Linked DNA regions of Homo sapiens: region 2 is linked to region 1. Evidence: chromatin loops called from intact Hi-C (ENCODE). Cell type or tissue: PC-3. All regions are shown on one strand. Links, peaks and the distances in the headings refer to the core of each region. The heading gives the core; the rest is flanking DNA. Region 1 has its middle 140 kb from the start of ADGRB3-DT. Region 2 has its middle 13 kb from the start of LINC02549.

Region 1 (8,351 bases), core at 59-8,058:
CCCCCAAGTTCTGGTCAGGAGGCTTCTTGATCAGTTCAAATTGTAACATAGTTCAGCTGAAGATTTCCTTTTCCCTGTGGCCTTTTCCCAGTGCCGCTGGCCACCCTCCTGGAGGACCCCTGTGAGGCTAGGCAGAAATGGGTTGCTAGGGGACACAGTGAGCTCCCAAGGCTTTTACCACTGCTTCCCCTACTCCCGTATTTCCCTCAGTTCTCCAAGTTGACTCAGCTTCAGGTAACATCAATATCTCCTCTTGATCTAGATCTTCAGTTTCCCCATTGGGCGGGGGGTGGTGTGTCCGGGGGTGGATGAACTTCCCACTTCCACAGTTTGGGCACTCACAGTATGTGGGGTGTCTCCTGGGTCCTGCAGGAGCAATCTGCTTCCTTCAGGGGGTCTGTGGGCCCTCTCAGGTCTCCTGATTTATCCCTGCTGTCATTCTGGAGCAAAAATTCAAGATGTGGGCCTCAAAACTCTCCTCTGTCTGTTCAAGTCAGAGCTGCAACCTAGTCCTGCCTCCCGTCTGTCATGACCCTCCAAAAATTCCTAAACGTTTTAAAATTTATATATAATAGATGTACACAGTTTTGGGCTAAATATGGTAATTTAATACATTCACATAAGTTGTAGATCAAATCTGGGTAAAGGGGGTGTCCATTATCTTAAATATTTGTCTTTTCTTTATGCTAAATATTCAAGTTATTCTCTTCTTGCTATTTTGAAATGTACAATAGATACATATACATGGTGAAGTGATTACTACAGTCAGGCAAATTAGCATAATCATCATCACATTTCTTTTTATTTTGTAGTAAGATTACCTAAAACTCACTTTCTTGGCAAATAACCAGTATACAATACAATATTAAATATAGCCTTCATGTTGTACATTTGATATCTAAACTTATCCATCCCACATAAATGCAACTTTGTACCCTTTGATCAATATCTCAGGACACCTTTCCCTGCCACCACTCTGGTAATCACTGTTTTACTCTGTTTCTATGTAGTCAACTTTTTAAAATGCTCTACATATAAATAAGATCATGAAGCATTTTTCTTTCTGTGGGTGGCTGATTTCACATACTGTAATGTTCTCTAGCTCCATCCATGTTGCTGCAAATGACAGAATCTCATTTTTTATTAAGTCTCAATGTTTTATTTGTGTGTGTGTGTATGTGTGTGTGTGTGTGTGTGTGTGTGTGTGTGTGTATGCCATAATTTCTTTATCTGTGGATCTATGGGAGGATTCATACATGGTGTCCCAACTTTCCTGAGGCTCAGCTATGGCTACCAGACCATTTGTTAGGTTAAATGAGTGAATAAAGTCCTCCTTTTTGTGACTCATTTTTCTTGCGTTTCTGGCACTAGCCATAAGAATCCTAATATACCAATAATCTTTAGGCAATATAGGCATCTTTAGAAATCTGTCAATGATAATGCATGTTAACTAATGATAAAGCAAAGTGGAGCTTGCTAAAGACACAACCAAAAAAAAAAAAACAACATTGTTAGAAATACATATTCAAGTCTTCCCAAATATCTACTATGGTATTTTGTGACTAATATGAACTCAGCACATGTTCATTAAATACCAGGAAAAGAGAATTGGGAGAAATGATCCATATTCCATATTGGAAAGATATAAAGTTACTTAAGCTAGTTTTATTTAAGTCATTTAAAATTAAGATGACTTATGTATAAAGTATATGCTTTATTTTAATTTTCATTTTACTTAACAGAACTCTGACTTCCACTACATGCTTCTGTAGTGGATACAGTTAATGTAGCTAATGATCAATAAGTAGCAATCAATACTATTAAACTATCAATGAATAAGGAGGAGAAATTTTCTCTATACAGTTGGCCTCTGACTTATGGTTTTTTTTACTTTAAAATGGTGTGAAAACGACAAGCCAACTCTCTTCTTGTTATGGGAAGCTGCACCAAGCTGCAGCTCCTAGTCAGCTATGCAATACCAGTTAAACCATCAACAAGTATCAATACCCAAGAACGTTCTACTAGCTGTTCTCAAAATTCATAGAAGAGAGAGAAATTGATGACCCTGTTGCTGTTGCATCGCCATAATCCAGCAAATAATTTTAGTTCAATGCTTTAAACATTCTTTAGGCCCAGTGTGCTTTTAGCTGTGTAGGTTAATAGTGAGACTCATGAAAACATTCTATTTTTTACTTTCAGTACAGTATTGAATAAATTACATGAGATACTCAACACTTTATTATAAAATATGCTTTTTGTTAGGTGATTTTTGTCAAAGTGAATGTTAATGTAAGTGTTGTAAGCATGTTTAAGGTAGGCTAATCATGTTTGGTAAGTTAGGTATAATAAATGCTTTTGCAATTTACTATATTTTCAACTTAAAATGGGCTTCTCAGGATGTACCCCCATCATAAGTTGAGGAGCATCTGAACCTCTTTTGTCTTTCATACATCCCAAGACAAATGTAAAAATAATAACTATAAAAAAGACAACTTTGGGTATTATAATTTTAGAAGGAAATATTATTACAAATTAAATCAGTGCATTTTTATGATAATGGACCTCATTTCATATGATGCCTTGAACACATAAAACACTCAGCAAAATATGGTAATTAATAAGCCTGGTTTTCTGTTTGATAGGTTCCCTAGAAATATTAAACATGTGAAATGGGAAAAGCCTTTGATAGTTGGCTTTGAAATTACATTAAATCAGTATCGTCATAGCTGTTCTATCACTCTGGAATCATGTCTAAGTTGTGATTTTGCAATGATCAGTGGTAGTATTCCAAGTAACACAAAATACTTTGGTAGAATTTATGTTGTATCTGAAACTGTAATGAACCTAGTCAGCTGCTTGGATCAATCAAGATTTTGTTTTAATTCAGAAAGAAAGCAGATGTAGATTTCCAGAGTTTGTTATCAGAGTTTGTGATCAAAGACATCAAATCAACTAAAAATATTTAGGGGGAGAGTGTGTGTGTGTGTGTGTGTGTGTGCCTGTGTGTGTAACAGAAATAGAATAAAGAGGAAGGAAAAATTACAAATTTAATTTTTATGGACTTACCAACAGTGTCCAGTATTAACTAACTGTAAATTCATGTTAATAATTTCCTATAGCTGTATTTTAAGATATTTTATCTCTGCCTTAAAATAAATGCACACATACATATAACTGAAAACATATTTGAGTATAGAAATACACAACATTACACTTTGTTCTTTACCCAATCCCTTCTTTTCAGATTCCTCTTTTCTACAACAACAATCCTAAGACTAATAATCAGCAGACATCAAATCAAGACATGTTAGGAGTCTTAAAATACTACCTGAACCTAGAAGTGTGGACATCTTACTTGATATATGTATGATATTGGGTAAAACAAAACACAAAATTGTCACGAGAAGCCAAAGCTATTAAAATAGACCTTTACTTTTTCACTTTCTTTTAATTCACTTGAGTGTTGAGTGCAGACATTGCATATATGGTAAGATTCATGCTGTTATTTCAAAATTATATTATCAGTTACAGATACATTCCATTTTTACATTTACCCTTAAAATAAGTGATGCCCTTTAACATTATGATGTGTGATTATACCACACAAAAAATGATGGGAAAACTTAACAACTAATATGAAAAATAAAAAGAAACTTAAAGACTAATTTTTGTTAAAAATATTTAAGAGCATTAGACAATTTCTCCATTTGGTTTTCACAAACTAATGATATCTATTTGGGATGCAGAAAACAATGGAGGAGGAAGGTGAAGGGGTACTAAGTTGAATGGCAAAATGGAATGGTTGTGTTTGTACATGGAAAACAGATAAGAGAACAGTAGAAGTTGCCTAATTTGCAGTTAGATTTTGTCTTGGCTATTACACCAAACTGTTATGAACATTTGTGCTTAGCTCTTTGTATAGATATAGATTTTGTTGTTGTTATTTAGAGACGGGGTCTCACTCTGTCACTTACGCTTGAGTGCAGTGGCATGATCATAACTCAATGCAACCTTGAACTGCTGGGCTCAAGTGATCTTCCTGCTTGGTCTTCTGCATAGTTGGGAATAGAGTCACATGCCTGGCTAATTCTGCACCACCATGACCAGCTAGTTTTTTTAAAAAAAATGTTTTTTAGAGAGAGGGTCTTGCTATGCTATCCAGTTTGGTCTTGAACTCCTGCCCTCAAGTAATCCTCCCATTCAGTTCCCTGAGTAGCTGGGATTATAGGTGTGAGCCACCAAGCCCAGCTCAGATGTATACTTTTATTTCATGTAGGTAAATACCTATGAGGAGAATGATTAGACTGTACCGTAAATGTATGTTTTACATTTTAAGAAACTGCCAAACTGGTTTCCAAACTGGTTGTAATATTTTATGTTCCCAGAAGGGTGTATAAGAGTTCCAGTTTCTCTATCTTGCCAAAAACTATTATGGTTTGCTTCTTAATTCTAGCCATTCTGATGCATGTGTAATGGTATTTCATGGTTGCCTTAATTTTCATATTTCTAATGACTAATGACATTGGCATGGTTTCATGTGGTTGTTTGAATATTTCCTTTGATGAAGTGTCTTCAGATACTTTATTTATAAAATTCTGTTGTTTGATTTCTTATTACTAAGTTTGAGGGTTATTTTTATATTCTGGACATAGTCCTTTATCACATATATAATTTTCAAATATTTTTACCTATCTGTGGCTTGTCATTTCATTCTCTTAATAGTGTTTTTTTTGTTTTTGTTTTTTTTGAAGAACAAACCTTTTCAATTTTGAGGAAGCCAAATTTATCAATTTGCTTTTTTTGTGAATTATGCTCTGGTGTAATAGCTAAGAAATCTTTGCCTAACTAATTTTTTTTTTTTTTTTTTTTTTTTTTTGAGACAGAGTCTCACTCTGTCGCCCAGGCTGGAATGCAGTGGCACGACCTCAGCTCACTGCAACCTTCGCCTCCCTGGTTCAAGCAATTCTCCTGTCTCAGCCTCCCAAGTAGCTGGGAAAACAGGTGCTCCCCACCACACTTGGCTAATTGTTGTATTTTTAGTAGAGTCGGGGTTTCACCATATTGGTCAGGCTGGTCTTGAACTCCTAACCTCAGGTAATCCACCTGCCTCGGCCTCCCATAGTGCTGGGATTATAGGCATGAGCCACTGCACTTGGCCTTGCCTAACTAATCTTAACAAAGATTTTCTCCTGTGCCTTCCTATAGAAATGTCATAGTTTTATATGATTTAAACTTATGTCTTTTTTATATTTTGGGTTAATTTTAGTGTGATGTGAGAGATATGAACAAGAATGTGTTTATTCATTTTTTGATATGGATATCAAATTGTTTAAGCAAAAATTGTTGAAAAGATTATCCTTTTCAACTGAATTGCCTTTGTACCCTTGTCAATAAGAAGTTGTTTATAAATATGTGAGTATTTCATCTGGATTATTTTTTATATTCTGTTACTCAATTTGTCTATCTTTATGACAATACAACACTGTCTTGATAACTACTATTCCACTAACTTTGCTTGTCTTTATCGAAATTGTTTTTGGCTGCTCTCAGACCTTCCCATTTCCATGTGGACTACCAGTTTGTCAAATTCTACCAGTAATTGTGCTTGGATTTTGATTGGCAATGCATTGAGTCAACAGATTAATTTGGGAATAATTAATATCTCAACAATATTGAGTCTTCTAATCCATGAACAAGGTATACCTCTTCACTTACTTAGGTAATCTTTAATTTTTCTCCACACTGTTTTGTAGTTTCTCAGCATTGTTTGTACAGGCTTTCCACAGTGAGCTTTTAAAGTCTATGTTTTAAGAAATATATTAATTCCATATATGATTAAATTCAGGAGCATCATGTTTTTGGATTGACCATTTAATAGCTGTAGAATATGTAGTAACATCATTTCTTCTATTTCTAAAATGATAATATGTATTTTTGTCTTTTTGTTCTAACATGGCAGATATTTGTCAATTTTATTGTTCTCAAATAGCAAGACTTTGGTTTCTATGGTTTTTCTCCTTTGTTTTCCTGTTTTTTTTTAAATTATGTTATTTTCCTCTCTCATTGTTATTAGTTCCTTTCTTCTACTTACTTGGTTTTAATTACCTCTTCTTTTACTGCCTTTTTAAGGTAGAGCTGAAGTCATTGACTCAAGACAACTCATTTTTTTTAATAAAGCTATTTAATGCAATAAATTTCACCCTAATACTGTTTTGCAGCCTTTCACAAAATTTAATATGTTACACTTTCTTAGTAATCCAGTTCAAAATATTCTGTAATTTTCCTTTGGTTTTGTCTTTGACTTAGGATCATTTAGATATGTTATTTAATTTAAAAATACCTATGGATCTTCCAATTATCTTTTTGTTATTGATTTCTAATTTAATTCCATTAAGATTGGAGGCATATTTTTTATTAAATTTTTCAAAAAAACTTTAAAAATGATTGAGATAAAACATTTTATGTTTTTATCTGATATCCTTTCTTCTGCTTCATCCAGCTATCGATACTTGTGTATGCTTCACAAAGTTGTCGTGCTGTGCTTTTCAGCTCCATCAGGTCATTTATGTTCTCTAGACTGTTTATTCTAGTTAGCAGTTCCTGTAACCTTTTGTCAAGGTTCTTAGTTTACTTGCATTGGGTTAGAACATGCCCCTTTAGCTCAGAGGAGTTTGTTATTACCCACTTTCAGAAGCCTACTTCTGTCAATTCGTCAAACTCATTCTCTGTCCAGTTTTTTGCCCTTGCTGGAAAGGAGCTGCAATTGTTTGGAGGAGAAGAGGCATTCTGGTTTTTGTAAATTTCAGACTTTGTGCGCTGTTTTTTCCTCAGCTTCGTGGATTTATCTACCTTTGATCTTTGAGGCTGATGACCTTTGGATGGAGTTTCTGTGTGTGGGGGTCCTTTTGTTGTTGATGTTGATGTTATTGCTTTCCATTTGTAAGTTTTTTTCTAACAAGCCCCTCTTCTGCAAGTCTGCTGGAGTTTGCTGGAGGTCAACTCCAGACCCTGTTTGCCTGGGTTTCACCAGAGGAGGCTGCAGAACAGCAAAGGCTGCTGCCTGATCTTTCCTCTGGAGGCTTTATCCCAGAGGGGAGCCCGCCAGATGCCAGCTGGAGCTCTCCTGTATGAGGTGTCTGTCAACTCCTGTTGGGAGTTTTCTCCCAGTTAGGAGGCATGGGGGTCAGGGACCCACCTGAGGAGGCAGTCTGTCCCTTAGGAGAGCTCCAGCACTGTGCTGGGAGAACCCTCCTTGTCAGGATCCACTGCTCTCTTCAAGCCAGTGGGCAGGAATGTTTAAGTCTGCTGAAGCTGCGCCCACAGCCACCCTTTCCCCCAGGTGCTCTGTCCCAGGGAGATGGGAGTTTAATACTGGGGCTGCTGCCTTTCTTTCAGAGATGCCCTGCCCAGTGAAGAGGAATCTAGAGAGGCAGTCTGGCCACAGCCACTTTGCCTTGCTGTGTTGAGTTCCGCCCAGTCCTTATTACTGTCAGGGGAAAACTGCCTACTCAAGCCTCAGTAATGGATGACGCCCCTCCCCCCACCAAGCTCAGTCATCCCAGGTGGACTTCAGACTGCTGTGCTGGCAAAGAGAATTTCAAGCCAGTGGTTCTTAGCTTGCTGGGCTCCATGGGAGTGGGACCTGCTGAGCGAGACCACCTGGCTCCCTGGCTTCATCCTCCTTTCCAGGGGAGTGAATGGTTCTGTCTTGCTGGGGTTCCAGGTGCCTCTGGGGTATTGAAAAAAAAAAAAAAACTCCTGCAGCTAGCTCAGTGTCTACCTGAACATCCACCCAGTTTTGTGCTTGATACCCAGGGCCCTGGTGGTGTGGGCACATGAGGGAATCTCTGGGTCTGCAGATTGCAAAAAACGTGGCAAAAGCATAGTATCTGGGCTGGATAGCACAGTCCCTCATGGCTTCCCTTGGCTAGGAAAGGGAGGCCTCCTGCTCCTTGTACTTCCCCGGGTGAGGCGCCCCACTCTGCTTCTGCTCTCTTTCTGTGGGCTGCATCCACTGCCTAACCAGTCCCAATGAGATGAACAGGGTACCTCAGTTGGAAATGCAGAAATCACCTGCCTTCTGCCTTGGTCTCTCTAGGAGCTACAGACCAGAGCTGTTCCTATTCGGCCATTTTGCCAGATCCAGTGCTTTTTAGTTTTATATATTCCCATTTGTCTGTTTTACTTTTGTTGCCTGTGCATTTGAAGGCTCAGCCATGAAATCTTTACCTAGACCAATGTCCTAAAACATTTCTCCCATGTTTTCTCCTAGTAGTTTTAAAGTTTTGGGTCTTACATTTATGTCTTCCATCAATTTTTAGTTGATTTTGTACATGGTGAGAGATAGGGAT
Region 2 (8,351 bases), core at 152-8,151, 160 kb after region 1:
GTTCAAGATTGGGCACCTGATCAGGGCCTCAGGCCATTTCCATTTGTGGCAGAAGGTAAATGAGACCTGACATGTGCAAATACCACACAGCAAGAGAGTAATCAAGCAAGAGAGGAGCGAGATGCTAGGCACTTTTAAACAACCAGGCCTCTTGCAAGAACTCTCTTACCCCTGAGAGAGGACATTAGTCTATTCATAAGGAATCCACTCCTATGTCCCAAACACCTTCCACTAAGCCTCATCTTTCAACACCTCTGCACTGGGAATTAAATTTCAACATAAAGATTGGAGGGTACAACATCCAAAGTATAGCAACCAGGATACATACATAGTCTCAAACTATTTCCCCATGAAAAATAACACACCAACAACAAACTTAAATAATTATAAAAGGAAAAGGACTACCTTTAAATTACATAATCACAGCAAACAAAAGCCTAATCAAATGATCAACTTCATATCACAAGCACTGGGTCAAAGTACAACACAGGATTCAGAGACTAAATTAGTATGTATTGCCTGAATCTAATCATGAGAAATTATAAGAGAAATTAAATGTATTTCTATAAAATAGCTCTGCAAGTCTATTCTTCAAGTGTTACAATCATGAAAGTCAATGGAAGAACGAGCCACTGTTCCAGATTTATTGAGAATAAAGAACCATGACTAAATACAGTTGACAATTGTTTGGATATTTCACTATACATTTTATTATTGGACAACTTAAAATACTTGAATGGGGTTTGTATATTCATTGGTATATTAGCTTGCTAGGACTTCCATAACAAAATAACAGACTGGATAGCTTAAACAATTAAAAAACTACTTTTTTTCATAGCACTAGAAGCTGGATTTCCAAGATCAAGGTGCTAGCAATGTTGGTATCTTCTGAGGCTTTTCTTTTTGGCTTGCAGATTTCTTCTTCTTGTTGCTTGTTTACGTAATCATTTCTCTGTGCATCTGCACCCCTAGTGTCTCTTTTCGTGTCTGAATTTTCTCTTCTCATAAGGACACTCATCAGATTGGATTAGACAGGCCTCATCTTAATTTCCTCTTTAGAAGCCTTATCTCCAAATAGAATCACATCCTGAGGTACTGAGGGTTGGTACTTCAATGTATGAATGTTGAGGAGAGGAATACAATTCATCTTATAACAGACGATATTTGTTTTCCAGTGTTAACTTCCTGATTTTGATGGTCATATTGTGGTTATGTTAGAAAATGTCCTTGTTTTCAGGAATTGCACACAAGAGTTTGGGATTGATGGAATATCAAATTTTTAAACTACTCACAACTGGTTCAGAAAAAAAAACCCAAAAATTTATTTGTATTCTTCATTCAAAAAAAGTAAAAGAAGAAAGGTAAGACCAATAAGAAACAGAAGCTTATGAGAGGCATTATCGAAGAGGCATTAATGTCACTCTAGGGAAAAGAAGTGTGACAGCGGTGATATTTGCTAAGTGACCACCACATGTTTTCCTAGGTTATAGCTCATGTTTTAAACCACAGTAAAAGTGAATATAGATGGAATTACATTTTTCACTGACCCTACAGAAAGAAGGGATAAAGTTCTAGCTCAGTATAGTCTGGAAAGATGAAAGACTTTTGACGCCTGAAGCATTAAACATTACATCAACTTCTGACATTGTAAGTGGAGAGCTCTGACAGATAGAAACCATTGTAGTTGGCTATGTACAAAAACTGGACTCATCAGAGTGGAGAGTAAGTTAAAATAATTTCTGGAAAGCACAGAAGCTAAATTCAATATTAATTAATAATTGATAGCATTTGACAGCATATAAAGTATATAAAGAGAAAATATCTAATTTTCCTATATAGTGATCCTTTCTCCTTTCAACAATGATATTGTATAATATTTAATCAAATTCAAGGCAATTAATTGATCAGTGTCCTAGGCTGTTTGTATATGACATTCTGAAGAATATAACAACTTCTTTCAAGTAAAAAACTTACCATCTCGTGGTGAAGATTTTTTTTTAAAGATGCTACAGTATTTTTACGCAAAGGCAAAAAAAGCCTGTTTTATTATGTGGTGGGTTAGGAGGGTGAGAAAGTATGCCCACTACCCTGTGTGCCATGCTCTTTCTCCTTCAGGCTTTTCTTATGCCACAAATATTCTTCCTTCCCATTCCTGGGCCCCTATTCATTTGACTAACTCCTGTGCAGCTATAAGTGCTTAGCAGCATAGGTTCTATTTTGTATAATATAAGGAGTCATTACAAGTTTTTGAGCAGCAAATTGGCATAATCAGAATTCTAACTTGGAGCTCATTAATTATTTCAACCAATGATTTGCTAAGTCCTAGGCACCTTGGCTTCATGTCTTCAAGGTAGTCTTTCCTGACACCCTGAACCTGGGATGTATGACTGTCTTTTAGTTGCCTAGAACCCTATGTTATAACTACAAATACATATGTATCATAGTGATTTGCTTGCTTGTCTGAAAACTCCACTAGGCTTTATGTCTAATTATGTTTCATTGACTGTTGTATCTTCACACATAGCCCAATGCTTCATACATTAGAGTTTGCAAAAACTATTTGATGAAGAATGAAAACCTGCTAAAAATACTTTAACCAAAGGGTTTTTAAACTCAAATAAATTTCTTTCACTTGGAGAATTACTCATGGATTACATAAAATTTGAGCTGGTTTTTAGGACTTGAAAGGTTGGAGGAATAGGAAGAGGGATTCCAGGCTGAGGTAACCACATTGTGCAAAGTCATCCAATGTAAGGTGTGCGGTGAGACAGTCCATTTTAATTGGATTGAGAATTTAGTCTAACTAGAATGAACACTTTTTCAGATATTATACCAAATACCTTTGGGGTAAAAATTTGGGGCCAGATTATAGAACATATTAATATTATGTTTACAAGTACAAACTCTTATAGGTTAGGAAGATTTGAAATTCACTTTGTATAGTGAATTTCAACTTTTCCTGACCTAACAATGGTCAACTAAATTAAGCACATTTTAACAACAGGTACCTAAACGGTAGAAGCTGTTTTTTGTCTGAAAATTCTACTACCTTATGTATCCAATCATGTTTCCTTGACTGACTCTTGGATCTTCACACCTAGCCCAATGCCTCATACATCAGACTTTGCAATAACTATATGATGAAGAAAGAAAACCTGCTGAAAATACTTACAATCAAAGGGTTTTAAAACTCAAAGAAATTTGAGTTTATTGGGTTCATGAGCCAAAAGAAAAGAATTTATGTGTCATGAAATGTACAGCTCTTTCCATTTCATTCTTCCGTCACTGGTTCTAGAGGAGGAGTTTGTTCTGGCTTCCTTTGTCTCAGGAAGACTGCACCCTCTGGTGGAAGTGGTGTTAATGGCTCCTTTTGAAGGATGCTTTACCTATGCAGGCCCCTATCTCTAAAGCCAGGGAGAGCTGGAGGCTTAGGTTTGGATTTTAGTTCAGCCTATGATAGGGATGGTCTAATCCTAGTAGTCCTGATTTGTGAACAGGGCTCAGGCATTTAAAAAGTCTCTCCAGATTCTACTAATTAGATTAGGATCAATTTTCACCATTTATTTTTCCTAAATACATTGGCATAAAAGCAGAGCTTATACCTCATTGGTCTATTTCCTCTTAAGCCTCTGCCAAAGAAATGTACATAAAGTGGGGGAGGGTTAATTAATATTGATTGAATTATTTTAATTGTAGCTACCTTAACTTACTTAGAGTATTGTACCTGATAGATTAGATTAGAACATTTCTCTGGCTTCTTAGTTTTGCTGACCAGTATAAAGAAAGCTTCGATTCATAATATATTTAGGGCTAAATATATTCACAGTCTAATCCTGAACTTCACTTCTATTTTCAAGGAAAGAAAATCATACCAATATTCTGACCATGAAAACGTCCCAGTGCTTTCCTTCTTTATTTCAGCTCCTAACAGTAGCCTATAAAACGCAGGACTTATGAAAATATTGGCCATATTTTTAAACTGGAAAATCTTGCTCGGGATTGGCAAGTACTGGAATTATAGGCATAAGGACTGGAGAAAGATAATGAGCTTCTGAAGTAATCACCTTTTCCATCCTCCCTTATTGAAATGATGATGAATATCCCAGTGAGTGTCAAAGGCAGTCTGGCTTCTTTTTTATTCCGTTGCAGGACCAGGAGTCAGGAACTTCCTTAGTATCACCAAAAATCAACTGAGCCACCTTGGCATGTCTCCTTGATAACTGATGCATGCTTAAAACCCATTTAAAAAAATTTCCTAAGCATTAGCACGACAGTTGCATTTTAATATTATTAATGCCAGTCATTGAAACAGGTTTATTTTTAAATATATATAGAAAAATACAAAGCACAGAATCATTATATTCTAATTGTAAAAGTGAAATATTGGGAATGAAGTTTCAATTGTGTGTGTTTGCAATCAAAATAACGCAAAATCGTAATAATCACTGAAATGCAGGGTTGGAAGGGCTACTACTTAAAAGAGAGGCATACTGAATAATAAGAACTTACACAATGTACAATTTTTTAATACTATATTGGTATGTTATCTTTATTCATAGCATATTAGCAATTTTAAAAAGGTTTTGTTTCTAGAATAAAAAAATTCAAAAGCAAACTGAAGTTTCTATGAAAATGTTAGCGTTAGCAAATTAACTGAAGCTTAATAATAAATCATTGTGTGGACTTGCTGAGCACTTGCTAAGCACCATAGACTGATGAACTTATTTAATCTTTACAACAATTATATGAGCTATGGACTATTATGATCCTAATTTTACAGATTAAAAAAATCTGAGATATGAAAATATGTATCTTACCCAAAGTCATACCCACATAGTAAGTGTCAGAGTAGGAATTTGAATCCCAGAAATCTGGCAATAGAATTTGTGCTCTTAACCACCATGCTATATGCATTTGCTCCTCCGAGCCTAGAAACAGTGGGGACCATATTTGCCAGTGCAAGCTGCCAGAAGCCAGTAGCCAAGTGGCAGAGAGTGTACAGGAGCATCAGCTGTTGAGAGGCTCAGAAGTATTCAAGCTGCTACTACCTTATAGTACAAGGGAGTAGAAATGAGAGACAGGAAGCTGAATGCCAATCTAAGAGGCCTCTACCTCACTAGAGTTACACTGCCAGAAAAATAAATGTGCAGAATTTAATGAAGTTGCCAAATAAATTCATTTCTACTGAGATCAAAATAGGTTTTCTAATACTGAGTGATCAAAACAAACCTTTCCCCTGAAATAGCTATACTGTTTGCTGTTAGAGGGCATTCTCAGTCCTCTATCTAAAGCATTTTTCAAAAAGAGTAGTAAGCAGAAATGTACAGTGAGAAGAAATGGCTGGTACAAATCTAAGAGAGGGACCCAGAAACTAGAATACCTGAAGTATCATCTATTTCTGCTGCTCACTACCTTTGAGAACATGCATGTGTTGCCTAACCTCTCAGTGCATCACTGTCCTTGTTTGTAATGTAGAAACAATAGCACATTCACAGTCATATTTTAAAAAGTTAGATGACCATCTTGGTGGCTCCAAGTGCAGAATATGTAATGTGCAATTTTGTGAGTCACAAAATATTTTTAAAGGACTAATAAGCTAGAGAATTTAATATATTTTCTTTCCAGATCTTATTAAAATTTAAACTTCTAACTATTCTCAGAGTGAGCTAATAGCAATTTCTCCTTATTTTTTCCTTCATCTAGTTTATCTTAATTGACCTTTGTTAATCCTGCAAAAATTCCCTACACTCAGAGGTGGCATTTAGCAGGAATATACCTACGTACCTGAAAGATATTCTCATTGTCAGTGCCCATGCCATTCCTACTGTTAATATTGTGCTAATACTGTGATATATTGAATATCACTCCTGCTTTTATTAATATTATTATTCTTGTCTTACTCATTATTGTCCTTTTATTTCTTTTCAAGGATTCTCACCATCCAGAAGTCATACCAGGTAACGAGGATGAACATCAGCTCCTTTCTCATTTCCTAACCAATGCTGAACTGCAAATCTCACCCTCCCTCTGAATATCCTTTAGAAACAATGTGAAAAATAAATATCATCCTGGAACAGTCATGTTCAAAGGCCAAGGACTGGTTTTGGTGTGAAACTTTGCCCTGATCCTGAAGACTCAAGAGAAGCACGAATCTTTAGTGATATTAGGGATCTGGGAAGTCATCTAGATCAGTCCCTTCCTTTTATTGGAAAGAAAACCAAGGCCCGGGCATTAAATGTGTCATTCAAAGTCACAGAGGCTCTTCAGAGAAGAAGCAAGAATGGCAATCTCAGATCAATGGATGTGAACACTTTGGGTCACATCTGAAGAGCAAATTCTCTTGCTAACCTTTCTCCCTAGTCTGTCACCCTTTTTTCTAGCTTACACTCCTACCGTGTGCCAAGATAAATTTAAATACATTAATATTTAATTTACACAACCATTTTACAAGGTAGAGACAGTGGGAGAACAGCCTTGAAGAACAAAAAAAAGAGGTAAATTTGTATTTTGCTTCTATATTACAAATAAGGAAAGTGATTAATGGAAAGGATAAGCAACTTATGCATGTTTTCACTGCTATTGAGCAGCAGAAATGAGATGATAATGGACATGGTATTTCAAGTCCTCAGAATACCAGGGGAATGAGTATTGATAGCGAACAAAAGAGGATCAAGACTCAACCCCAGACACACCAGTATGAAGGATTGGAGAGAAGAGAATAAATTAGCAGAAGTACCTAATAAGGAGGAATTGTTGAGTTATAAGTGACCTCAAATATATATAGGGTCCTGGAAAATAAAGAGCTAGAGAGTATTTTGATAAGGAGGGGGTGATAAACTGTTTGGAAATCTGATGTTAGATCAGGGAAGATGAAGAAAGAACACTGACCTTTGCATTTAGCAACATGAAGGGCACTCCTGATGTTTACATAGCAGTTTCATGGAGAGGTTAAAGTTGGATGAGGGTGGATTAAGTAGAGAAAGGAAAAATGATTGAAGACAACAAGTATAGCAGCTCCAGAGGAATTTAACTGAAAAGGAGAGTAAGGAGATGAAGTTGTAGTTCTTAGGGTTTTGTTTTTAATAACTGGAGGATGTTTTATGATGAAGGGCATCATCCAAGAACTGAACCTTGGATAAATGGTTACATTTTATAAGTGATGGAAGAACTAAAGCCAGATAATAAGAAAATGAACAATTAGAAGAGATTTATAGAAGTTAAGAATGAGAATGACAAAACAATCCTGTTCTCTCCATACATTATATTTTTATATGGGTTTTGGAATAAATAGGTTACAATTTGAATAAAACTGATTTATGAAGACTGTTGAGCAAAGTCATGTTTCTGTAGGGGTGGTCTGTTTGAGGATACTGAATGCCAGGGACTGAGAGAAATCACTTGAGAATTGCCAGCTGTCCAGTCAAAGATATCCCAACAGGGTGGCACTATTTTGGTGATTTCATTACAGCCTAACAGTCAGAATTGGACTTGTGCTAATGAAGCTCACAGAGAACACAAATTTAATTATTTAAATTAGGCACATTCTCCAGTGACTAATGCTCAGAACATTATCATATTTTAACTTTCAGTCCCATTCTTTCATTTATTTTTAGTCTATCTCCCTTCTCTTCATATATTCTTCAAGCTCTATGAACACAGTTAAATGTAATTATTTTAATATGTGTTTCCTTAGTTACAGTCAAGTCCAGTCATGCCTCCCTAAAAGCATTCTTAAGTCACCTTGATCAAATTACAGGTGCATGAAGAATGTCTCTTAAATCAAATGATTTAAGTAAATGTGCCAATGATTACACTTATTCTAAATGTTGAAGCTCCCTAATTAATTGATCACAGGGTATCTTTTACTCAGTACAGGAAGAATGTTGTACATGCTTCTGTAATGCTTATGAATAGTGATTAGGTTCTCCTTTATGGTCATGTTGGATGTCAGTCATCCAGAGGATAGACAGGACCTTCAGAAAAGCCAGAAAATAACAATATTTCTCTAGGTTCCCTTTTTACATGTCAAGGAAAGATATTTAGGCATGTATTCATGGGAAAAAAGTACTAAATAACACCAGTTAGATGACAGTCTTCTGAGAAAGAGCATTGTCTATCAATTTGGTATTGCATTTTGTTACTAGCAACAGACATGAAAAAAAAAAAACTCAGTGAAATAAACTAAAATGTGAAAAAGTAAATAATGTAGGGTAGGTGTGATGACTCCATAATGCCACAACACTCAGGCTATCTCTTCTCTGCTCAACATACTTTGCAAGTGACTTTCATCCTCAAGACCATCTCATTGCCATTGGTAATCACTGTAGCTCCAGCTGTCATGTCTTCATGAG

The links. Peaks named below come from ENCODE experiments on the same cell type or tissue, not always from the same donor. Only the 100,000 strongest peaks of a DNase experiment are listed, where the experiment ranks them.
Region 2: it touches region 1 in a loop (16-fold over the local background); 2 of 110 quality-filtered maps call a loop at or near these places.

The regions. Positions count from the first base shown.
Region 1 is chr6:68,494,257-68,502,607 of GRCh38, reverse strand. No RefSeq gene overlaps it. Among named protein-coding and RNA genes, the nearest start is that of ADGRB3-DT, 140 kb to the left of the region's middle. In PC-3, for the core only: a CTCF peak has its summit at 4,409; a DNase peak (open chromatin) is centred at 4,437.
Region 2 is chr6:68,339,099-68,347,449 of GRCh38, reverse strand. No RefSeq gene overlaps it. Among named protein-coding and RNA genes, the nearest start is that of LINC02549, 13 kb to the right of the region's middle. In PC-3, for the core only: a CTCF peak has its summit at 3,344 (motif pointing left); a DNase peak (open chromatin) is centred at 3,319.